Linked DNA regions of Homo sapiens: region 2 is linked to region 1. Evidence: read pairs that join two places in POLR2A ChIA-PET (ENCODE). Cell type or tissue: HepG2. All regions are shown on one strand. Each heading gives the region's core, and the rest is flanking DNA. Links, peaks and the distances in the headings are about the cores only.

Region 1 (12,969 bases), core at 2,368-10,367:
AGGCATGGTGGCTCACTCCTATAATCCCAACACCTTGGGAGGCCAAGGCGGGCAAACCACCTAAGGTCAGGAGTTCGAGAGCAGCCTGGCCAACATCTACTAAAAATAAAAAAAAATAGCCAGGCGTGGTGGCACGTGCCTGTAGTCCCAGCTACTAGGGAGGCTGAGGCAGGAGAATTGCTTGAACCTGGGAGGCAGAGGTTGCAGTGAGCCAAGAGCATGCCACTGCACTCCAGCCTGGACAACAGACTGAGACTCTGTCTCCAAAAAATAATAATAATACGAAGAAGAAGAAGGAGGAGGAGGAGGAGGAGGTTGGGGTGGGGGGAGGAGGTGGAGGAGGAGGAGGTGGTGGAGGCTGGGTGTGGTGGCTCACGTCTGTAATTCCAGCACTTTGGGAGGCCGTGGCAGGCGGATCACCTGAGATCAGGAGTTCAAGACTAGCCTGCCCAACATGGCAAAACCCCATCTCTACTAAAAATACAAAAAATGAGCCGGGTGTGGTGTTAGGTGTCTGTAATCCCAGCTACTCAGGAGGCTGAGGCCAGAGAATCACTTGAACCCAGGAGGTGGAGGTTACAGTGAGCTGACATCGCCACTCCACTCCAGCCTGGGCGACAAGAGTGAAACTCCGTCTCATAAAAAAAAAAAAAAAGAAGAGGAAGAACAAATTTTTACATTTAAATTGGATTCAGTGGAGATGTCAAAGGTACTACTATGACTGGAATGAATAAACGGTCTGGAAGAGGGTATGTTACAAAATTCACAATGAATGGCAATTGCAATTTATTAGGGCAGAGCAAAATGAAAAGACTTTTTATCTGTTGTATAACAATATTAAGATTATAAAATACACAGTCATGAGAGACATTTTTAGCAAAAACATAGTAAATATCATAAGAACTTTCCTCTCAGCAGTCAAAAAGAATTGATCAAATTAATTGCCTGAATTCAGAATTAAAAGTACAACAAAAAAATTTAAATGATATCTGACAGGATCCAAGTTTGTAAATATGGCCAGTTATAAAAGGTCTTGGATTCTTACACACACACACACACACACACACACCCTCTAACAATTTTTTTAGATGGAGAGATTGTAAAATAAACTATTATATCATTTATGGAAATGTTAGAAAATTATGAAGAAATGGCTAAAAACAATATTTTTAAAAAGTAAAAGATTTTCAATTAAATTATCAAACAAGTGTCTGTAGAATGCAGTATCTTTTTAACTATCAAAAATCAATTGATTCAAAATTTAAAATGTTGCAAATAGGTTTCTTTAGCTATAGACAAATCAGGTAATATAAGAAATACTGCCCATATTTGGGTATGTTGTGTCTCAAAGAACTTCCAAATTTACAGAGAAATATCAATTCATGGCCTAAGAATCAAACTCATGATGCGGTTTGTTTATTTGTTTGTTTGTTTTTGAGACGGAGTCTCACTCTGTCACCTAGGCTGAAGTGCAGTGGCGGGATCTTGGCTTACTACAGCCTCTGCCTCCCAGGTTCAAGCAATTCTCCCGCCTCAGCCTCCCTAGTAGCTGGGACTACAGGCACGCACCACCATGCCCAGCTAAGTTTTGTATTTTTAGTAGAGGTGGAGTTTCACCATGTTGGCCAGGCTGGTCTCGAACTGCTGACCTCAAGTGATCTGCCTGCCTCTGCCTCCCAAAGTGCTGGGATTACAGGCATGAGTCACCGCACCCAGCCAATTCTTTTTTTTTTTTTATTTTTACAGTTGTTGGAAAATAATTTAAAGGAAAAAAAGTTAATTTATATCATCAGAGACAAAGCTCTAGCTAAGTTAGGTCAAAATCTAAATTTATTGGCATTTTGAAATAAGTGACTCATGATTTCTTATTGCTTCATTCCACTGTATGATAGATATTAAAAATATCTGGGCTCAATTTTCTGAAGCAAACTCTATGAAGAGGTAATGGATATAGTTATTGAAATTATTCCGTGTATCCATGCAAATTCTGTGAGTCATTGCCAGTTTATGAAACAATTGAAAGAAATAGAAGAGAATGAATTTAGCTATCTTGTGTTCTTTCTCAATATTCATTGGTTGAGTTATGGAAGAGTTCTATAAACATTACAAAGTTGTACAAATATTCCATAATCAAAGAGAAAAATACAGCCGTGTGATTTATGCTTTCTTATCAATATCACAGTGCATGTGAACAAACTAAATTTGAAACTCCAAGAAAATCAAAAGCTCGTGACCTATTTAGACAAGTACAAGGATTTATATTGAAATTTAAACTTTTGGTAATACAAACCAATAATAATGATTTTACGCATTTTTAAAAGAGTTTACATTTTCTAACAAATCAGTATGCAGGAGATTTTAATTAAATCAAAAGTATTATATAAATTAACAGTAAGAACTACAAGAAAAATTTGAACACTATTGATATTGAGAGAAATTTCAAGTTGCTTTTCAATTTATGAAATACTCTTTTTGAATTCAATATCAATACCACTGAGTCAACGTAAGATTTAGTGAATGTACTTTACTTGAACACATAGTTTTGAAATTGATATGCTTTTGCTTTCAAAGTCAAATCAATTATTTTCTAAAAAATATGAGGCAGTTTTTTTTTTAATATGGATGTGACTGTTAAAGGAAAGTGATTTTTTTTTTCTGGTACTCAATTTAGGTTACTGGAAAACTTTCAAGTATTTTTGTGTCAAGAACTGTAAGTGGTCTGAGATTGTACCCTGCTTATAAGATAAATCAACCTTCCACAGTTTTATAGATACTGGTAAAAAGGCACAGAACCCCTGGGTTCAAGACAAAGGAGTATTATTAATCACAGCAATAGCAATAGTCAGAGAATCAGTATTTCTTTGAACCAATTTCTGCCTGATTCCTACAGAGCAATACAAAGAGGGTCAAATGACATCTGTATACACAGCTGATTGTCTTATAGGTAAGGAATCCTTAGTTCAGGGAACCTAAATATTTTACAATGGTGGTAAACAATGCAAAGCAGCTTCACTGTACACTGGTTACCAACTTACCTGAGTTAAGAAATAACACACTCATATGCCACTAGTTACATGAAATGATTTATTAATTGCAGATAGGCAGCAAGAGACAAAAGAAGCCCAGGATCCATTGTGAGCCAGTCCTTGAAAGCTCTATTTACCTAGGGCAAATAGAGTCTCAACAATGTGTGCCCTACTTGCACCACAGCTGAGGGACCCTGAAAGGCAGCCCACCTTGGGTTATATACTTTGGGGTCATAACACACAGGGCCAGAGCTTTGAAGGACATCCTGTTCTGAGGGCTAGGGAAGAGAGACTATAATAGAGCCTACACAGTCCCTCCTCATCTTAGAGTGTTGCATTCCCAGTACATTCTACAGTCACTTTTTGAGGACTACAAGCCAGAAAGGAGGAGGAACTGGGTGGCATAACGCTACCTGGAGAACTGTCCTGCAAGCACAGCTGCACATTAACTTTATGATCTGGACAATAAGCATACCTACCTCATGCTTCAGAGGGAGACACTATGTCAGTCTTCCAAGGCTATTTGATATACAGACATCCTTTAAAGATAGTTCAGAACAAAGACAACCAGTGCCTCTGCTCACAAGATGTTCGGAAATATGAGAGACCCATGGAGAATTGTCTCCCAATATTTTGGAACAACTTGGGAATGTGAATCTTTTTTATTGTAAAATTTATGAAATCTAATATAAATCAAGTATTTCCAATGATAAGTTAACATTCAAATTGAGATATACTGTAAGTATAAAATTCACAATAGACTTTGAAACCTTAATATAAAAAAACTATTTCATTATTATATTAAATATGTGTTGAAATGACAACATATTAGGTATATTGGTTTAAGTAAAATTAATTTCACCTGTTTACTTTTTAAAATGTGACTACTAGAAATTTAAAAATTTTATATGACACTCATATTGTTTCTATTGAACAGCTCAGCCTCAGGCTGTCTAATTTTTACTGGACAGCCCTAGAATGATTGAATGACTAAAGACTAGAAGTTGGAAGGGGCCTTTGCCTGAGTCCTCTGGAAAATAGAGACTCAAACAAAGCTTAATTGTTAATATTTTGGGGGGCGAGGTTCCATCTCAGAATAGTAAGAGTGTAAGAAAAGGGAAGTGAGGCTGAGAAAGAGGGGAAGAACATTTGGGCAGTTACTGGAAAAGCCCGATCCCATTTGCTGTGGCATGGAACTTCATCTGAGTCTGTAATTTCCCGACGACAATTAACACTGGGCATGGAAATGGTAAGAGATGCTCCACTGACTCCCTTCGGTTCCAGACATATCCTCCCTGCTTTAATTAGGTAGTAGTAACTCTAGCTCAGAGTTCATTACCCTAGCCAGTGCATTAACTCCATTTTTCACCTGTTTGCTCAATAGAATGAGTAACCCAAAGTGACTCCACTTGTTACACTTATTAGTCATAACTTCTAATTGGGTGGAACTCTATACCTCCTAACCTAGCCTAGTCAGCAGTTTCAGGGTCAGGATTATCTCCAGCAGTAGCAGATCTGCTGATGTCATGACACAAGTGTTTGAACAGCTTGCATGATTGTCTTGACCTGCTTGTAGTTCTGGTCCCCACTCAAAGTATATAGTATTTGCTTTCTCCAAAATCCAAAGAAACCCAGAAACCATTATGCCTCTTTCTTTTTCTTTCTTTCCCTCCCCTCTCCTCTTCCCTCCCCTCCCCTCCCCTCCTCTTCTTCCCTTTCCTTCTTTTTTTTTTTAAGACAGGGTCTTGCTTTGTCACCCAGGCTGGAGTGCAAGTGCAATCACAGCTCACTGCTCACTGCAAACTACACTTCCCAGGCTTAAGCAATCCTTCCACCTCAGCCTCCCAAGTAGCTGGGACTACAGGTGCACACTACCATGCCTGGCAAATTTTTGTATTTTTTGTGGAGACAGAGTTTTGCCATGTTGTCCAGGCTAGTCTTAAACTCCTACGCTCAAGTGAGTTTAAGTCTTAAACTCCTACTCCTCCAGCCTTGGCCTCCCAAAGTGCTGGGATTACAGGTGTGAGCCACCATGCTTGGCCTATGCCTCTTTATTTATCATAGATGGCGCAATATTCTACCACCCGTCTTTACCTTATAACACATGTATTGGATTGTTGTATTCTTCAAAATTTCAACAATATGGTAGGCCTCTGAATCTCTATGGAATTATTTCTCACTATGTACTTACTTGGGCATGTAGGGTATTTGCCACTTCTTGCTCATAAGTCACATTAGCATCATGCCACTCATGTAGTCGACCAGAATTATGTTTTGCAGAATGTCAAGATGAAGTTACCTGAAAATGATGACGGAACAAGAGAAGGAGAAAGCAGCCTGGATCACATATCGGCTTTGGCCTGCTTCTTTCCTGTTCTATGGCTGTGACCTGTACCCTCCCGGAACCCTCCTTGGAAGGAACAACTTGGCTAACCTGATTAATGCTTAGCTGCCAAAAGATTGAGTTCTCAATGAAAATCATATGGTAATTTTAGTAATACCTTTGTGTATGACCTTGAAAAATACAGACACAAATTTCTAATGCATTTGAGGAAGTAATAAAGTTTTAAAGAGTTAGAGGGTGAGGGAAGGAAGCAGCTTTTTTTATCTGAAACTTGGCTGTCAATGATACAGAAGGGCTGGGCTCCCAGCTAAACCCCACCCATATGCCTGAAACTGCGGCCCCAAGTGAAAACAGCTGACCCCGTTTTTCTGCCCAAATGTTACCTTTTTGGCCTGCCATGCTCCTATCCTGTGCCCATAGAAGACTTCAGCTGGCAGAGCAACACAAGTGGCTGAGCAGCGAGCAGAGAAGCAACTGAACGTTGGAGACTATGGATAGATGTGGCTAACTTCAGACAGGGCTGCTTCAGAGAGGGGCAGCCGGGCTTCAGGGAGAGAGAGATCATTTTCCCGACCGCTTTTCAGTCTCCTTTTCTGCTGAGAGCCAACCACTGCTCAATAAAGTCTTCTGCATTCATCAACCTCTCAAACAGTTCATGTGACTTGATTCTTCCTGGATGCTGGACAAGAACCTGGGTGCTGAGAGGTCAGAGGCTGCCACCTTGACCCTCCAGTGAGCTGGTTGGCACTCCCCTGTCCCTGGACGGCTGATCTGACAGAGTATTGGTCATAACATGCTTGGACTCTGGCCAGTTCCAGTGTTTGTTCGCTTCAGTTCCTGCACTTGCTCGCTCGCACCCTCCCTCCTGAGCGGAGGAGTGGCCAGCGGTGGGCAGAGTGAAAGAACCACTCCAGTTCCTGCCTGCGAAGGGGGTAAACAAAGTATCCCATCACATCAAGATACCTCTGAATATGAACAGCTAGGAATCTGATGGCTGCAAAGATGACTATTACCCAAATTGTGAAGAAGAGAAAGAGAAGGAAAACCAGAACCCTGAAGATAGACAAAATTATTATGTGCAAGTAGCCAATGACATGAGGCAGCAGGAATTTGACACTTTTGATAATGAGGCATACCAGTGGTCATCATCCCAACCTACAGGAGTTCAAGGGCATCCTAAACAAGTACATAGCCATATTAGTCTTAATGCTACTATAGGAAATTATATAGGAAAGAAAAATCTTTTCAATAAATGGTGCTGGAAAAATTAGATGGACATATGGAAAAAGATTAGTCTCAATCCTTACCTCATGCTACACAAAAAACTAATTTTGAGATGCATCATGGACCTAAACTCAAAAGCTAAAACTAAAAGGCTTCTAGAGAAAAACAGAAGAATATCTTCATGACTGTGGGGTTGGCAAAGATTTTTTTCCATGAGACCGAAAAGTACCAACCTCAAAAAAACTAACACATTGGGTTTAATCAAAATGTAAAACCATAAGAGACACCGTTAAGCAAATGAATAAACAAGCCAGGACCAAAAGAAAATATTTGTAATACATACATCTGACAAAGGATGTGTATCTAGGGGATGGAAAGAATTCTTACAACTCAGTAATAAAGATAACTCAGTTTTAAAATTTGTCAAAGTGACATTTGTAAGCAAAAAAAAGAAGCTCAACTTAAAACGCATACTTTATGCAAAAATTAACTCATGAACTTATATGTAAAATATAAAACCATAAAATGTTTAGGAAAAAATAGAAATTTCAGGACTTAGGACTAGCAAATAATTCTTTGACGTGACATACATCTTCCTCTTGCACAATCTGTAAAAGAAAAAATTGACAAATTGGATCCACTGTAAATGAGAAAGAGACTTAGGCAAACATTTTAGAAAAGAAAAAAATACAAATGACCAAAAAGCACATGAAATGGTAGTTACACAAGTATGTACATTTGCTAAAACTCATCAAATTGTACACTTAAGATGTGTGAATTTCAATGTATATAAACTAGTCTTCAATAAAAATAAATTTTAAAAAAGAATATTTTTATAAGTTGAACAGAGAAGCAATATTCATGTTGATAAAGATCAATTATTTCCCTTCCTACCTAACACTCACTGTCAGAATCATAACTGTGAGATTCAGAAAAACAAAGATAAAGAGGACACTCTAAAAGTTTCCAGGAAGAATTTCTAGTTCTTCTTAAAAAAAGAAAAGAAGGAAGGAAGGAGGGAAAGAAAAATAAGCAAATAAAGAAAGGGGGAAAAAATCAGACATCTCATCAGCCATAATGAAAGCTAGAATATGGTAGGGTAAAGGTCTTCAAGGTTTAAAAAAAAATAATTCCTCTTGAACCTAGAATTATTTACTCAGTCAAACTATCAACAAAGTGTAGTGTCAAAATAAATTCATTTTAAGACATAAAGGGATTCCTGAAATCTACATTACTCGTACCTTAAAATAATTTTTTCAAATTAAGATATAATTCACATACCATGAAGTCTACCATTTTAAAGGGTACAATTCAGTCGATGTTAATATATTCACGAGGTTGGGCAATCATCTCCAGTATCTCTTTCCAAAACATTTCATCACATTATAAACACCGTACCAATTAGCAGCCATTCCCATTCCTCCAATACCCAACCACTGGCAAGCACTTATCTCTTTTCTGTTTCTATGGATTTGCTTATTCTGTACATTTCCTATAAATGGAATCATACAATATGATGTCATTATCAGCATTCTATTTCTTTTAATGGCTGAATAATATTCCATTGCATGCATATATCACATTTTGTTTATACATGAGCCAATTAATAGACATTTGGGCTGTTTCTACTTTTTGGCTATTATAAATAATACTGCTGTGAAGATCTGTGCGCAACTTGTTGTGTGAGCCTATATGTTTAATTCTTTTGGGTATATATGTAGGATTGAAAGTTCTGGGTCATATAGTAACTCCACATTTAATTTTTTGAGGAACCACCAACCTCTTTTGCACAAAAGCCATACCATTTTACATTTCTACCAGTGATGTACAAGAATTCTAGTTTTTCTACATCCTCGCAAACACCTGTTATTGACCATATTTTTTATTATAGCCATCCTAGTGGGTGTGAAATGGTATGTCATTGTGGTTTTGATTGGCATTTCCCTAATGTTATGATCTGCTCCCACTCCCTGACCCCAATATTAATATGTTGAAATTCTAATACCTAAGGTGGTATTATTAGGGGTTGGAAAGCCTTTGAGATATGATTAGGTTATGAGGGCTCTACCCTATGAATGGTAATAGCGCCCTTATAAAGGAAGCCTGAGAAGTGCTCCTTTGTCCCCTCCATCATGTGAGGACACCATAAGAAGGTGCCATCGATGAAGCAGAAAGTGGGCTCTCACCACCCACTGAATCTGCTGGTGCCTTGATCTTAGACTTCCCACACTCCAGAACTGTGAGAAATAAATTTCTTTTGTTTATAAGCTATCCAGTTTATGGTATTTTGTTATAGCAGCCTGAATGGACCAAGGAGCCTAATAACTAATAATGTTGAGCATCTTTTTATGTGCTTAGTAGCCATGTATATGTTTTCTTTGGATAAATATTTATCCAAATCATTTGCTCATTTAAAAAAAAACTTTATAGAGCAATCTTAGATTCCCAGCAAAACTGAGTGGATAGTACATAATTCCAGTACACACCCTGCTCAGCACATGCAGACTCTGCTCCCCCACCGCCTGCTTCTTAATCAACATCCTTAGCAGAGTAATACATGTGTTACAATTTATGAACCTGCATTGATGTATCATTATCACCCAAAGTCCATAGTTAACATTAGATTTCTCTCTTGGTGTTTTACATTCTATGGATTTGGACAAATTATAATGACATGTATCCACCATTCTAGTATCACAGAGTATTTTCACTTCCCTAAAAATCCTCTGTGCTCCACCTGTTCATCCCTTCCTCCCTGCAATTTTTGGCAACTACTGATGTTTTTATTGTCTCCCATAGTTTTGCCTTTCCCAGATTGTCATATAGTTGGAATCATACAGTATGTAGACTTTCAGATAGGCTGCTTTCACTTAGTAATATGCACTTAAAGCCGGAGTGTAGTGGTGCAATCTTGGGTCACTGCAACCTCTGCCTCCCAGGTTCAAGCAATTCTCCCGCCTCAGCTTCCAAAGTAGCTGCAACTACAGGCATGGGCCACCACGCCTGGATAGCCCTCTTTTTTTTTTTTTTTTTTTTTTTTTGAGATGGAGTCTTGCTCTGTCACCCAGTCTGGAGTGCAGTGGCGCAATCTCGGCTCACTGCAACCTTCGTCTCCCGGGTTCAAGCAATTCTTCTGTCTCATCCTTCCAAGTAGCTGGGATTACAGCATGCATCACCACACCTGGCTAATTTTTGTATTTTTAGTAGAGATGAGGTTTCGCTATGTTGGTCAGATTGGTCTCAAACTCCTGACCTCAGGTGATCTGCCTGTCTCAGACTCCCAAAGTGCTGGGATTACAGGTGTGAGCGACTGAGCCCATTTTTTAAGTGCTGAATAATATTCCATTGTCTGGATGTACCAGACACCTGGTTTATCCATTCACCTACTGAAGGAAATCTTGGTTGCTTCCAGATTTTGGCAATTATGGCTAAAGCTCTTATAAACATCCATGTGCAGGTTTTTGGATGGATATATATTTTCAGCTCCTTTGTGTAAATACCAAGGAATCCAAATACTGGATCATATGGCATATTAGTCAAGATTCTCCAGAGAAACAGAACCAGTAGGATGTATATACATTATAAAGAGATTTATTATAAGAAATTAGCTCACACAATTACAGAGGTGGTAAGTCCAAAATCTGTAGAGCTAATGTTCCAGTTTGAGTCCAAAGGCTGGCAGGCTGCTGTAGAACCAGGAAGAGACAGTATTCCAGTCTGAAGCCTGTCAGGCAGAAGAGTTGTCTCTTCCTTCAGAGAGGGTCAATCTTTTGCTCTATTCAGGTCTTCAACTGATTGGATGAGGCCTATCCACATTACGGAGGGCAATCTGCTTTACTTGGTCTACCAACTTAAATAGTACCCTCATCCCAAAACACCTTCACAGAAACACCCAGAATAATGTTTGACTAAATATCTGGTCAACCCATGACCGAGTCAAGTTGATACATAAAACTAATGATCACATGTGCTAAGAGTATGCTTAGGTTTTGTAAAGAAGTGCCAAACTGTCTTCCGAAGTGGCTTTATCATTTGGCATTCCCACCAGCAATGAATGACAGTTTCTGTTCCTCCACATCCTCACCAGCATTTGCTGTTGACAGCCTTTGGGATAATGGCCATTCTAATAGGTATGTAGTGGTATCTCATTTTGTTTTCATTTGCAATTTCTCTTATGATGTATGCTTATTTTTATATAATTATTTGCCACCTGTATATCTTCTTTAGTGAGGTGTCTGTTGAGATTTTTTTGTTCATTTTCTTATGGCTTAGTTTTAAGTGTTCTTTGTATATTTTGGATACCTGTCGCCCATAAACACTGTAGACTTAGGGTATATTAAATTTATGAAAAATATTTTTTGTTTCTTCAATAATAAATTAACCTTAGCTTACTGTAACATTTTAACTTTATAAATGTTTTAATTTTTCAACTTGTTAACTCTCTTGTAAATAACAATTAGCTTAAAACACAAACACACTGTATAGCTATACAAAAATATTTTCTTTAAACTCATATTCTATACGATATTTTCTATTTTTTTAAATTTTTGTTTTATTTTTTCTTTTTAAAGATGTTATTTAAAACTAAGACACAAACACAAGCATTAACCTACATAGTTAGTTCTGCATAGTTCTAGTTCTACATAGGGCCAGGATCATCGATATCACTGTCTCCCACCTCCACATCTTGTTCCACTGTAAGGTCTTCAAGTGCAATAACACACCTGGAGCTGTCATCTCCTGTGATAACAATGCCTTCTTCTGGAATACCTCCTGAAGGACCTGCCTGAGACTGTTTTATAGTTAACTTTCTTTAAAAAAGTAAGTAGAGGCTGGGCGCGGTGGCTCACGCCTGTAATCCCAGCACTTTTGGAGGCCGAGGCGGGCGGATCACAAGGTCAGGAGATCGAGACCATCCTGGCTAACACGGTGAAACCCTGTCTCTACTAAAAAAAATACAAAAAATTAGGCGGGTGTGGTGGCGGGCGCCTGTAGTCCCAGCTACTTGGGAGGCTGAGGCGGGAGAATGGCGTGAACTCGGGAGGCAGAGCTTGCAGTGAGCCAAGATCACCCCACTGCACTCCAGCCTGGGCGACAAAGCAATACTCCATCTCAAAAAAAAAAAAAAAAAAAAAAGTAAATAGAAGTAGTACACCGTAAAATAATGATAAAAAGTATAGTATAGCAAATACATAAACCAATAGCATAGTCATTTATTAGTAAGTATTATGCACTGTATATAACTGAGTGCTATACTTTTATATGCATGGCAGCACAGTAGGTTTGTTTACACCAGCATCACCATAAACATGAGTAATGTGTTGCACTATGACATTACAGTCGCTACAACCTCACTAGGCAATAGGAGTTTTTCTTCCCCATTGCAATTTTATGGAACCACCGTTGTATATGTAATCTGTCATTGACTGAAAAGTTGTCAAGTGGCACATGACTGTATTTCCTTTCCTAGTCTTTGTGCATTAGCTAGGGTTTCCAGTACGATGGTGAAAAGGAGTTGTGATAGGACACATCTTGCCCTGTTTGTGATCTTAGCAATAAAGTTTTCTAGCTTCTCGCCATTAAATATGATGTTAGTTGTAGTTTTTTTATTTTACTTCTTATAATCAAGTTGAGGAGGTTCACTTCCATTTCTAGTTTGCTGAGAGTTTTTGTCATGAATGGCTGTTGGATTTTGTCAAATGCTTTTTCTTTATTTTCTTCATCTATTGATATGATCATGTGTTTTTTTTCTTCTTTAGCCTGTTGGTGTGATGAGTTGATTTTCAGATGTTGAACTAGCCTTGTATACCCAGAATGAATCCCACTTGGTCATAGTGTATAATTCTTTTTATATATTGTTGGATTCAATTTGCTAATTTTTTGTTGAGAAATTTTTCATGTATGTTCATGAGAGATATTGCTCTGGGTGAGTCTGTGGTTTTGTTTTGTTTTCTTTTTTTTTTTTTTTTTTTGAGATGGAGTCTCGTTCTTTCGCCCAGGCTGTAGTGCAGTGGCGCGATCTCGGCTCACTGCAAGCTCCGCCTCCCGGGTTCACGCCATTCTCCTGCCTCAGCCTCCCAACTAGCTGGGACCACAGGTGCCCGCCACCACGCCCGGCTAATTTCTTTGTATTTTTAGTAGAGACGGGGTTTCACCGTGTTAGCCAGGATAGTCTCAGTCTCCTGACCTCGTGATCTGCCCGCCTCGGCCTTCCAAAGTGTTGGGATTACAGGCGTGAGCCACTGTGCCCGGCTGTAGTTTTATTTTCATGTAATGTCTTTGTTTTATAATATGAGGGTAATATTGGCCCCATAGAATGAGTTAGCAAATATTCCCTCTGCTTCTGTCTTCTGGAAGAAATTGTAGAGAATTGGT
Region 2 (12,969 bases), core at 3,165-11,164, 66 kb after region 1:
TATACAACCATTCAAAAAGTAGAGTGGTGATATCTATTTTGGAGGCTTATTACTATAATTACAGGTAATGAACAAGATGCTCAGCTTAGGTTATATGAAGTTAGTGGGGTCTTTACTTTAATCTCTTAATCCTGTTATCTTCATAAACTGAGACTGTACATCACCTCAGGACCACTATTGTACAAATTGATTGTAGAACATGTGTGTTTGAACAATATGAAATCTGATTGTAAAATGTGTGTTTGAACAATATGATCAGTGCACCCTGAAAAAGAACAGAATAACGGCGATTTTCAGGGAAGAAGGGAAGATAACCATAACATCTGACTGCCTGTGGGGTCAGGCAGAATAGAGCCATATTTATCTTCTTGCAGAAAGCCTATAAACGGATGTGCAAGTAGGAGAAATATCGCTGAATTCTTTTCCCAGCAAGGAGTAACCCTGGGGAAGGAATGCATTCCTGGGGGTAGGTCTGTAGACGGCCACCCTGGGAGTGTCTGTCTTATGCGGTTGAGATAAGGACTGAAATACACCCTGGTCTCCTGCAGTACCCTCAGGCTTACTAGGATTGGGAAATTCCAGCCTGGTAAATTCTAGTCAGACTGATTCTCTGCTCTCGAACCCTGTTTCCTGTTAAGATGCTTATCAAGACAATGTTTGCACAGCGGGACATAGACTGTCATCAGTAATTCTAATTTTGCCTTGCCTTGTGATCTTTATTGCCCTTTGAAGCATGTGATCTTTGTGACTTACTCCCTGTTTGTACACCCCCTCCCCTGTTAAAATCCCTAATAAAAACTTGCTGGTTTTGTGGCTTGGGGTCGTCATCACGGTCCTACCAATATGTGATGTCATCCCCAGAGGCCCAGCTGTAAAATTTCTCTCTTTGTACTCTTTCTGTTTATTTCTCAGACTGGCTGACACTTAGGGAAAATAGAAAAGAACCTATGTTGAAATATTGGGGGCTGGTTCCCCTGATATTCTCTTTCACCAGTTCTTTGAACCTCCACTTTCCCTGTAGCAACCTAAGTCCCCTATTGTCTCTGCTTCCTTTTCTGTCCAGAATGGATAGTGGGACTCATCACTTCTGCTACCCTCTTACCAGTGTTTGATGCCATCTTCCTTGTTTTCCGTTTACATCTCTGGCCGTTCCTTGTAAGTCTCTTTATCCACATCCTTGTTCTCCTAAAAGTTATATTATAGGGCCTTTCTCTGTTCTAGACTCTTTTCTCATTTTATACCCTCTCTAGGCTATCTCATTTTTCATTTCTTCCATAACAAATCTATTTGCCATTGTCTCCCAATATTGTGTCTTCCGTCCAACTTGTCTTCAATTCCAGACCTTACATTCAGATGCTTATTTAGCATCATCACTTGTCTGATTCACAGGGACCTAAAGCTCAGTATGCGCCACACCGCACTTGTGATTTAAGTCCTTCTCCCAGGGTTCTGTCTCTTGCTGAATGGAATACTATCCACAACAGGTGCTCAAGCCAGAAACTTGAGTTTTTCTTGACACCTTTCTCTCCTTTTTCTCTCTTCCAATCTATTGCTTAGTCCTCTTGATGATGTGAATAGTACCTCTTCAATAGCTCTTCAGTCTGTTCACATTTCATTTCTGCCACTGTGTCTTGAGTTCAGTCATGCCTTGCATGAAATATTGCCCTGGTTGCCTAACTGGCATCCCTGAAACTTCACTTGCCTTCCTCTAGTTAATCATTTACAGAGCAGCTAGAATGGTCTTTTCAGAAAAAAATGATCACAGCACTGCTTTTCTTCAAACTCTTCAACAGCTTCTCATTGCCTTTAGGCCAGTGTCCATGGGTCTTAGCTCTGTCTGGCCCATGCTCACTTCTCCAGTCATCTCCCTGCCTCTTCCCATTGTTCTCTCTTCAGCTTCTGGAATGCATCAGACTGTCCTGCACCTCCAGACCTTTGCACATGCTGTTCCTTCTGAAAGGAATGCTTCTGGGCCGGCACAGTGACTCATGACTGTAATCCCAGCACTTTGGCAGGCCAAGGCAGGTGGATCACTTGAGTTCAGGAGCTTAAGATCAGCTTGGACAACATGACAAAACCCCAAGTCTAAAAAAAAATACAAAAATTAGCCTGTAGTCCCTGCCACTCAGGAGGCTGAGGTGGGAGGAGCCTGGAGGTTGAGGCTGCAGTGAGCCAAGATTGTGTCACTATACTCCAGCCTGGGTGACAGAGTGAGACATCTCAAAAAAAAAAAAAAAAAGTTCCTGCCTGCTCACAGTGGATAAACGGTACTCACCCTTCAGGGTCTTTTTTTTTTTTTTCAGGAAAACTCATCTTGATACCCATCCTCCTCAACCTCTCACTGTATGTTCCCTGCCTATTTCCATTGTAAAACTCATTATACTTGTAATTATTTATTCAATGCTTGAATTTCGTGCTTGACTGTGAGCATTATAAGCAGAAGAGCTGTGTCTGTTGTGTATATTGAAGTACTCCCAGCCTGAAACATAGAAGGCACTTAATAAATACTTCTTGAAGAGGTTAAGAGTGATTTGTAGCTCTTAATGGGGAAAATAGTCTCCCTCATAAGATGTTGATTATTTTGCTCTCCTTCTTTTCCCTATCTCCAATGAAAAAATTACAAATAGATACTAAAATTCTCCCATAAATGTCCCCAAGATGGTTTTCATTCTGAATATGAGAATCTGGTGCTTAAGTGGTAAATTTAGACAGATGTGGATGCTATAAAGTAACTTTAGTTCTTTGTTTTTCTCCATAGTAAAAACAAATTTGTCTCTATCTTAGGTGAGTACAGAGCTAAGGAAATAATACCCAAATGACAACAGTTTGGCCAAATCTTCAGGTTCTATTTCACAAATGACTCCATCTAGAAGGATTTTAGTATTTCCTCTGGTGCTTGTTACTTTTTTTCCCCCCATAAAATGTATGACCCAAACTTATTCCTTTTTAAAAGCTGAACTTATAGCTTTACACATTTTAATTAACTGTTCTGAAAATATTTTTTTCTTTTAAGAAGTAGAAATTAGAAAACATTCTGTGTGAAAGGGATTTATTTTACAGAATTATTTCTTATTTTTGAATTTGAACTCTGTAACTTAATATGGAAGTTGAGTGTCATCAAGGGAGAGACAGGTACCCAGGTCAAATAAGATTGGATAAAATGTCTGCCTTGGCCACCTGTTTCAGGGGCTAAAGATCGAACTGATTGCTTTTGGGCTTCACGTTCAGAAACAAGGACTTCTGAATTCATACCTGAGGTTGGCAAGTTTAGCCAGAGCTTTTTAAAACCTATTTATAAGTGTTTGTCTTTCAATATGTTTCCTCATTCTTTTTTTTTTTTTTTTTTTTTTTTTTGAGACTGAGTTTCACTCTTGTTGCCCAGGCTGGAGTGCAGTGGTGCGATCTCAACTCACTATAACCTCCGCCTCCCGGGTTCAAGCGATTCTCCTGCCTGAGCCTCTTGAGTAGCTGGGATTACAGGCATATACCACCACACCCAACTAATTTTGTATTTTTAGTAGAGACGGGGTTTCTCCATGTTGGTCAGGCTGGCCTTGAACTCCCAACCTCAGATGATCCACCCGCCTCGGCCTCCCAAAGTGTTGATATTACATGCGTGAGCCACTGCGCCCGGCCTCCTCATTCTTTTTAATTATTACATGTAAGCACAATATTCTTTGTAACTATTAGATTTAAATACAATGGTTAGGTTCAGAGATATTATAGAGAAATTTAAAGAGGAACTATTGAGTTGCTTCAATGTAGTAAGCATTTGAAGAATAAATGTACAACTCTTCATAGATTTTATGTTCTTAGAACATTTCTGCCAAATTTATCTGTTTCATAGGTTACGTGCAACATAGATATATTGGATATATTGGATATTGTATCAGTTATCTATTGTGATGTAACAAATTATGCCAAAACTTATCAGCTTAAAACAACATTTATTGATGAGAACACATGGACACATAGAGGGGAACAACACACCCTGGGGCCTGCCAGAAGGTGGAGGGTGGGAGGAGAGAGAAGATCAGGAAAAATAACTAATGGGTACTAGGCTTAATAGCTGGATGATGAAATAATCTCTATGACAAACCCCCATGACACAAGTTTACCTATATAACAAACCTGCACTTGTACCCCTGAACTTAAAAGTTAAAAAAAGAAAATATGTGGACTATAGGTTTTCTGATTTCTAAAAAATAATATAAACAAAACATTTATTATGATAGCTTCTGTTAGTTAGGAATCTGAGTTGAGTGTGGCTCAGCTGGGTGCCTCTGGCTTAAGGTCTCATGGCTGCAGTTGTCTCAAGGCTTGGCTCAAGTTGACTCAAGGCTGAAGAGTCTGTTTCTGAGCTCACTTGTAGTTATTGGCAGACCTCAGATTGCCCATATGGGTCTCTCCGCAGAGCTGCCCCATGACACAGAGGCTGGCTTCCCTCTTGGCCAAGAGAGGGCATGAGAGAGTACCCAAAATTCAAGGCTTAGTCTCTTATAACCTAATTAATAAAATCACATCATTTTTGCTATATGCTGGTGGTTAGAAGTGATTCACTAGGTCACTTCAAAGGGGGGATCATTGTGGGCCACCTCAGAGGCTGTGTATGGTGGTTGGGGGGCACACACAGTTTTGCACTAACTTGTGGTCCCCCCAAATTCATATGTTGAAGTCCTAACCTCTGGTATCTCAGAATGTAATCATATTTGGAGAAGGTCTTTAAGGGGTGATTAAGATAAAATGAGGCAGTTAGTGTGGGCCCTATTCCAATACAACTAGTGTCCTTTTAAGAAGGGGACATTTGGACAATGGAGAGAGACACCAGGGATGCCTAGCACAGAAAAAGACCATGTGAGGACACAGTGCAAACAGAGGAGATCGGCTTCAGGAGGAACCAAACCTGCTGATAGCTTGATCTTGGACTTCACTGTGAGAAAATACATTTCCATTGTTTAAACCACTTAGTTTGTGATACTTTGTTATGGCTGCCATAGCAAACTTATATACACATATGTAACATTTTTAAAGAAAATGTTTTTCATAATGTTTAAATTTCACCATAATCAGAATATATCTTCTTTTTCTCCTTGAAATTGCAGGAGCAATGTTCCTTTAGTTGGGACTGGGGGCCTTCCTTTCCTACCCAGGGAATCTGGAAAGATGTTAGAATTGAAGCCTATAATATTTGTCACCTGAACTACTTCACATTTTCCCCAATATATGGTAAGCTGAAAGATGTGATTTTTTTTTCTTTTTGAGTCTTCTTGTTATAAAAATTGGGTTTATAATTGAAATACAGAGGTATGTTTTTCAGAGATTTAGAATTTTTAAAAACTTTGTGGTACAATCAATTTATAAAAGTAAAAAATAGGTACAAACTGATTTTACATGAAAATTGACAATATAAAGCAGATATGTAGGTAGGTATCTTTTAGCATATTTTACAGAAAAAGGAAAAAATAAAATGGAAGAGCAGCGCCAAGTTTTCCTGAGATAAGTATTCTTTCTTGAAAGAACTGGGCCTGCTGGCTGTGCTCCTTTTTGCTGCCTCTGTAGTCACTTTTAGTGTCAAATTCTTGCTTTGCTCACACCGTTAGACTGGCTTTCTGTCTCTGTACATTTTCTTCATAACCCAGAGCACTACTCTGAGGGCCCTGACACAAGGGCCCTGACACAACAGCCTTGTGAAGAGTTAAAAATAAACTGGAAGGTAAACAGGGCAAAAGAAAGATTTCTTTTCTTTTCTTTTTTTTTTTTTTTTTTTGAGATGGAGTTTCACTCTTGTTGCCCAGCCTGGAGTGCAGTGGCACAATCTTGGCTCACTGCAGCCTCTGCCTCCCGGGTTCAAGCGATTCTCCTGCCTCAGCCTCCTGAGTAGCTGTGATTACAGGCATGTGCCACCACGCCCAGCTAATTTTGTATTTTTAGTAGAGATGGGGTTTCTCCATATTGGCCAGTCTCGAACTCCTGACCTCAGGTGATCTGCCCGCCTCAGCCTCCCAAAGTGCTGGGATTACAGGCGTAAGCCACTGCGCCTGGCCAAAAGAAATATTTCTAAGGTGAAAAATAGTACTTTTTAAGTTGAAGCAACTATTCAATATCAAGGAGCATTGAAATAGAACCTCAGAAATCTCACAGATGTCAGTGGATAAGTTAAAAGCTGGTTAAATATTTGTTGCTTTCTTTGCTCAGCGCTGTGTTTATTTGATAAAAGAAATAGAGTAGGTACACTGATCCCTTCATGTGTGGGGAGGGGAGATACAAACAATTACCAAACAAAACAAATAACCTTCCAAGATAAGAGCCAGAAAATCAAAGATCAGTGAGGATTTGAGAAGTTAGGGAAATGAAGGATGAAGATGGAGGCAAGTGAGATCTTAAATGAGAGCGTGCAATGCTCAGTGTAATCACACGGAGGCCTAACTAGATGAAATCAGTAAGAAAGAATGTGGTGTGTCAGTTCAAGAGTTCTGTTATCTTGAGAGCCCTGGTGACCTTAGCTTGCTATTCAATTGAGCCAAATCTGTATTTTCTGAAGGCAGAAGATGAAAGCAAATGATAGATGCTTAGATTTGAGGAGGTTATTTGGTGCTGTTGGTATTTTTAAACTTTAAAAAGGCATTAAAAGATCTAATTTAAATTGCACATGTAAATGTGGCTGTGCTTATAATTCTCTAGTTTAGTGCTTCCCAAACTATTCTTCTGAGGTGTAATCCAACTAAAGATTTTCGCTACTAAAATCAAATAATGGTTTAATCTCCCTTCATCCCATGCTACCACCCATACGTTTTCTCAGGTATAAATAACAGAATCTGGTGTGAGAAGTGGTCTGAGCTGAGCGCAGTGGCTCATGCCTGTAATTCCAGCACTTTGGGAGGCCAAAGTGGGTGGATTCCCTGAGCCTAAGAGTTAGAGACCGACCTAGACAACATGGCAAAATCCTATCTCTGACAAAAAATACAAAAAATACAAAAATTAGCCAGGCCTGGTGGCGTTCACCTGCAGTCCCAGCTACTCGAGAGGCTGAGGTGGCAGGATCGCTTGAGCTCAGGAGGTAGAGCTGCTGTGAGTTGTGATTGTACCACTGCACTCCAGCCTGGGTGATGGAGCGAGATGCTGTTTAAAAAAAAAAAAAAGTGGTCCGATTTAGCAAAAAGTTATTTATTTATTTTGAAGCTTAATCAGTATTTTGGGTGGTCTGCAAAATGCATTATAAGCTCTGGGTACCCTGATGCCTGAAAAAAATTTGAATAATACTGCTCTGGTTTAATTTACAATTTGAATATGAAACTAAACATTTCTTCCTGAGTTATTAGAGTTCACTTTATTAGTCACTAGTGACTGAGTGAATTTTATATGAATTAATTTAAATGATGCTTAAAATTCAATTTAGATTCAGTGTAAACAGTTCCTCCTCTCAACTACATTGGTGAAGGTTAAATACATTTTTTAAATTGACACGTAATATTTGTACATATTTATGGGGTATGTGTGGTATTTTGTTACATGCATAGAATGTGTAATGATCAAGTCAAGGTAATTCGGGTATCTATCACCTCTAGTATTTATCATTTCTCTATGTTGGGAATATTTCAAGTCCTCTCTTCTAGCTATTTTGAAATATACCATACATGTTGTTAAGTATAGTCACACTATTATGCTGTCAAACATTAGAACTTATTCCTTCTATTTAAATGCATGCTTGTACCCATTCATCAGCCTTTCTTCATTCCTCTCTGCCACTCATATACCCCTCCTAGCCTCTCGTCTCTATTATTTCACTCTCTACCTCCATGAGATCAACATTTTTACCTCTGACATGTGAGTGGCAAGATGCAAAATTTGTCTTTCTCTGTCTAATTTCACTTAACATAATGACCTCCAGTTCCATCCATGTTGCTGTGGAAGACATGATTTTATTCTTTTTTAGCCATTCATCTGTTGATGGACACTTAGGTTGATTCTATATCTTTGCTATTGTGAATAGTGCTGCAGTAAACATGGGGTGCAAGTATCTTTTTGTTATACTGATTTCTTTTTCTGTGGATAGTTACCTATTAGTGGGATTCTTGGATTGTATGGTAATGACTCTACTATTAGTTTCTTGAGAAATATAGTATTTCCATTGTGGCTGTACTCACTCATATTCCCACAACCGTGTATAAATGTTTCCTCTTCTCTGCATCCTCTCCAGCATCTATTATTTTTTGTCTTTTCAGTAATAGTCATTCTAACTGGAGTAAGATAGTATTTGTGGTTTTGATTTACAGTTCCCTGATGATTAGTGATGTTGACCATTTGTGCATATACCTGTTGGCCATTTGTATGTCTTCTTTAGAGAAATGTCTATTCATGTCCTTTGCCCACTTTTAAATGGGGTTATTTGCTTTTTTACTGTTCAGTTGAGTTCCTTGTGTATTCCAGATATTAGTACCTTGTCAAATGAATAGTCTGCAAATATTTTCTCCCATTCAACAAGTTGTCTCTACATTCTGTTGAATGCTTCCTTTGCTGTGAAGAAGCTTTTTAGTTTAATATAGTACTATTTGTCTATGTTTATGTTTGTTATCTTTGCTTTTGAGGTCTTAGCTATAAAAATCTTTGTCTAGATCGATGTCTTGAAATGCTTCTCGTATGTTTTCTTCTAGTAGTTTTATCGTTTCAGGTCTTATGTTTAAGTCTTTAATCCATCTTGAGTTTATTTTTATTTATGGTGAGAGATAAGAGTCCAGTTTCATTTTTCTGCTTATGGATATCCAATTTTCCCCGCACCATTTATTGAAGAGGATTGAAGAGGGTATTCTTTCTCCAATGCATGTTCTCTGACCAAGATGCCTTTGTGAAAAATCAGTTAGTTATTAATAAGTTGGTTTATTTCTGGGGTTTACACTCTGTTCCTTTGGTTTATGTGTCTGTTTTCAGGTAGTGTGATGCCTTCTTTTGACTCAGGATTGCTTTGGTTGTTTGAGCTCTTTTTTGGTTCCATATGAACTGTAGGATTTTTTTTCTATTTCTGTACAAAGTGACTTTGGTATTTTGATAGTGATTGCATTGACTCTGTAGATTGCTTTGGGTAGTATGGTGGTCATTTTAATGATATTAATTCTTCCAACCCATGAGCATGGGATGTTTTTCGATTTGTTTGTGTGACCTCTTCAATTTATTTCATCAGACGTTTATAGTTTTCCTTGTAGAGGTCTTTCACCTTTTTGGTTACATTTATTCCTAGGTATTTTATTTTTTGTAGCTATTGTAAATGGGATTGCCTTCTTGATTTCTTTCTCAGCTAGTTCATCATTGATGTGTAGAAACACTACTAATTTTTGTATGTTGACTTTGTGTCCTACAAATTTGCTGAATTTATTTATCAGATCTAAGAATTTTTTTATGAATCTTCCAAGTTTTTGCAGATGTAAGAGCATGTCATCTGCAAAGAGGAATAATTTTACTTCCTCTTTTCCAATTTGGTACCTTTTATGTTTTTCTCTTGCTTTATTGCCCTGGATAGGACTTCCAGCATTTTATTGGATAGGAGTGGTGAACGTGGGCATCTTTTTCCCATTCTAGTTCTTAGAGGAAAGACTTTCAGCTCCTCCTCATTTGGTGTGATGTTAGCTCTGGGTTTTTATATATGGCTTTTATTATGTTGAGGTATGCTCCTTCTATGACTAATTTGTTGATAGTTTTTATCATGAAGGGATATTGAATTTTATTAAATGCTTTTTCTGCATCTGTTGAGATGATCATCTGTTTTCTGTCTTTCATTCTGTTGATGTGATGTATCACGTTTATTGATTTGTACAAATGTAAGATCCTTGCATCCCTGGGATAAATTCTGCTTGCTCATGGTATATTATCTTTTTGATATACTGTTGGAGTTGGTTTGCTAGGATTTTGTTGAGGATCTTTGGATCCATGCTAATCAGGGATAATGAGCTATAGTTTTCTTTTCTTTCCTTTTATTTATTTCTTGTTGCCTCTCTGTGTGGTTTTGATATGAGCGTGATGCTGACCTCTGGAATGAGTTAGAGAGAATTATCTCCTCTTCAATTTTTGGAATAGTTTGTGTGGAATTGGTATTAGTTCTTCGTTGTAACTTTGGTAAAATTTGGCAGTGAAGGCATCCAGTCCTGGATTTTTTTCTGTTGGAAGATTTTATTGCTGATTCAGTCTTGCTACTTATTATTAGTCGTTCAGGTTCACTATTTCCTTCCTTCCTTCCTTTCTCTCTCTCTCTTTCTCTTTCTTTCTTTCTTTTTTTTCTTTCTTTCTTTCTTCCTTCCTTCCTTTCTTTTTCTTTTCTTTTCTTCCTTCCTTCCTTCCTTCCTTTCTTTTTCTTTTCTTTTCTTCCTTCCTTCCTTCCTTCCTTCCTTCCTTTCTTTCTTTTCTTTCTCTCTCTCTCTTTCTTTCTTTCTTCCTTTCTTTTTTCCTTTCCTTTCCTTTTCTGCCTTGCCTTGCCTTTTCCTTTTTCCTCCCTCTCTCCCTCCTTTCCTTTCTTTTCCTTTCCTTCCTGACGGGGCCTTGCTATGTTGCCCAGGCTGGTTTCCAACTCCTGTTCTCAAGCAATCCTCCTGCCTTGGCCTCCCAAAGTGTTGGAATTACATGAGCCACTGCGCCTGGCCTCTATTTTTTTGTCAGTCAGTATTGGCAGGTTGTATGTGTCCAGGAATTTACCTATTTTCTCTATGTTTTTCAGTTTGTTAGCGTATAGTCGTTCATAATAGTCTCTGGTGATCTGTTGTGTTTCTGTAGTATCAGTTGTAATGTATCCTTTCTCATTTCTCATATATATATTTTGTATATAATAATATACAAAATATTAGTATATTTTGTAAACGTGTATTAGGTTCATTTGGTCTAAAGTACAACTTTCTGATTTTGTTTATTTGGGTCTTCTCCTTGATTAGTCTACATAGGGGTTTATCAATCTTGTTTTCAAAAAACAAACTTTTCATTTCATTGATCCTTTGCTGTTTTTTTTGTCTCTATTTCATTGAGTTCTGCTCTGATCATTATTATCACTTTTCTTCTTCTAATTTTGGATTGAGTTTGTTCTTGTTTTTCTAGTTCCTTGAGGAGCATTGTTAGGTTGTTTATTTGAAATCTTTCTACTTTTTGGATGTAAGTATCTGTTGCTATAAACTTCCCTCTTAGCACTGCTTTTGCTGTATTCCATAGGTTTTAATATGTTGTGCTTCAATTTTTATCTGTTTCAAGACTTTTTTTATTACCTCCTTAATTTCTTTCTTGACCCAATTGTCATTTCAGAGCATGTTGTTTAATTTCCATGTGCTTGTGCAGGTTTCAAAGTTCCTCTTGTTATTGATTTCTAGTTTTATTCCGTTGTGGTCTGAAAAGATACTTGATATGATTTTAATTTTTAAAAACTTGTTGAGTCATTTTTTTGCCTAACATATTATCTATTCTTGAGAATATGCTATGTGCTAATGAGAAGAATGTGCATTTTGTAGCTATAATATATTTTTTAAATGTGTATTAGTTTCATTTGGTCTAAAGTACAGCTTAAATACAGTGTTTCTTTGTTAATTTTTTGTCTAGATGATCTGTGTAATGCTGAGAGTAAGATGTTGAAATCCCCCACTATTATTGTATTGGAATCTATCTGTCTTTAGATTTGGTAATATTTGCTTCATGAATCTGGGTTCTCCAAGTTGGGTGCAGATATATGTAGAATTATTATATTCTCTTGTGGATTTGATCATTTTATCATGATATAGTGACCTTTTTTGTCTGTTTTTACTGTTTTTTGACTTAAACTTTGTTTTATTTGATGTTGATATAGCTATGCCTGCTCATTTTTATTTCCATTTGCATGGAATATATTTTTCCATTCCTTTACTTTCAGTCCATGTATGTCTTTAGGGGTGAGTTGAGCTACTTGTAGGCAGCATATAGTTTGGTCATGTTTTTAAAAAATCCTGTCAGTCAATTTATATCTTTTAAGTGGAAAGTTTAATTCATTTACCCTCAAGGTTATTATTGATATATGAGGGCTTATTCCTGTCATTTTATTAATTGACTTCTGGTTGTTTTGTATACCTTTTTTTGTTTCTATTATTGTTTATCACTGTGGTTTGGTGTTTTTCTGTAGTGTTAACATTTGGGTCCTTTATGATCCTCATTTGTGTTTACTCAACCAGTGGTTTTATGCTTTTATGTATCTTCATGATGGTAGATATTGTCCTTTTGCTTCCATATGTAGAACTCCCTTAACCATTTCTTGTAGGTCTGGTCTAGTGGTGATGAATTCCCTCAGCTTTTGCTTGTCTTAGAAAGATGATTTGTCCTTTATTTATGAAGGATAAATTTGCTGGGTATGGCATCCTTGGCTGGGAGCTGTTCTCTTTCAACACTTTGAATATATCATTCCATTTTTTCCTGGCCTGTGACGTTTTTGCTGAAAAATCTGATCTGCTGTTAGTGTGATGAGGGTTTCCTTATAAGTAACTAGGTGCTTTTCTCTTGCTGATTTTAGAATTCTCTCTTTGTCTTTGACTTTTGACAGTTTGACTGTAATGTGCCATGGAGAAGGCCTTATTGAATGGATCTGTTTGGGAATCTCTGAGATTTTTTTATCTAGATATTAAATCTCTTGCCAGACTTGGGAAGTTTTCAGCTATTATTTTGTTAAATAGGTTTTCTCTCTTTGTAATTTTCTGTTTGCTTTCTGGCACACTGAAAATTAGAATATTTAGTCACTTTATGGTATTCCATATGTCATGTAGTCTTTTGTCAATCTTTTTTATTCTTTTAAAAAAGTTTTGTTTGACTGGTTTACTTCCAAAAATCTGTCCTCAAGTTCTGAAATTCTTTCTTCTGCTTTCTCTAATTATTGTTGAATAACTAGATTCTTCAGTTCCAGAATTTATGTTTGGTTCTTTTTTATTATATCTGTCTGTTTTGTAAATTTCTTATTGATACTTTGAATTGTTTTTCTGATTTCTT

What was found. ChIA-PET counts read pairs that join two places held together with the same protein. Peaks named below come from ENCODE experiments on the same cell type or tissue, not always from the same donor. Only the 100,000 strongest peaks of a DNase experiment are listed, where the experiment ranks them.
Region 2: POLR2A ChIA-PET joins it to region 1 with 6 read pairs; 2 of 35 experiments call an interaction of 5 or more read pairs at or near these places.

What each region holds. Positions count from the first base shown.
Region 1 is chr4:102,772,130-102,785,098 of GRCh38, reverse strand. It overlaps LOC102723704 (a long non-coding RNA gene), which reads right to left and starts at 8,062. Exons shown (of 5, transcript NR_125932.1): 1 at 7,876-8,062; 2 at 6,678-7,202; 3 at 5,754-6,291; 4 at 5,218-5,325. LOC124900743 (a long non-coding RNA gene) reads left to right here. Exons shown (of 2, transcript XR_007058208.1): 2 at 5,307-7,013. In HepG2, for the core only: no CTCF peak of the experiment used is centred there; DNase peaks (open chromatin) are centred at 4,508 and 6,178; H3K4me3 peaks cover 1,687 bases.
Region 2 is chr4:102,706,695-102,719,663 of GRCh38, reverse strand. It overlaps MANBA (mannosidase beta), which reads left to right. Exons shown (of 17, transcript NM_005908.4): 5 at 5,103-5,226. Among named protein-coding and RNA genes, the nearest start is that of MANBA, 48 kb to the left of the region's middle. RefSeq lists a silencer at 1,618-1,912. In HepG2, for the core only: a CTCF peak has its summit at 4,409 (motif pointing right); a DNase peak (open chromatin) is centred at 6,443.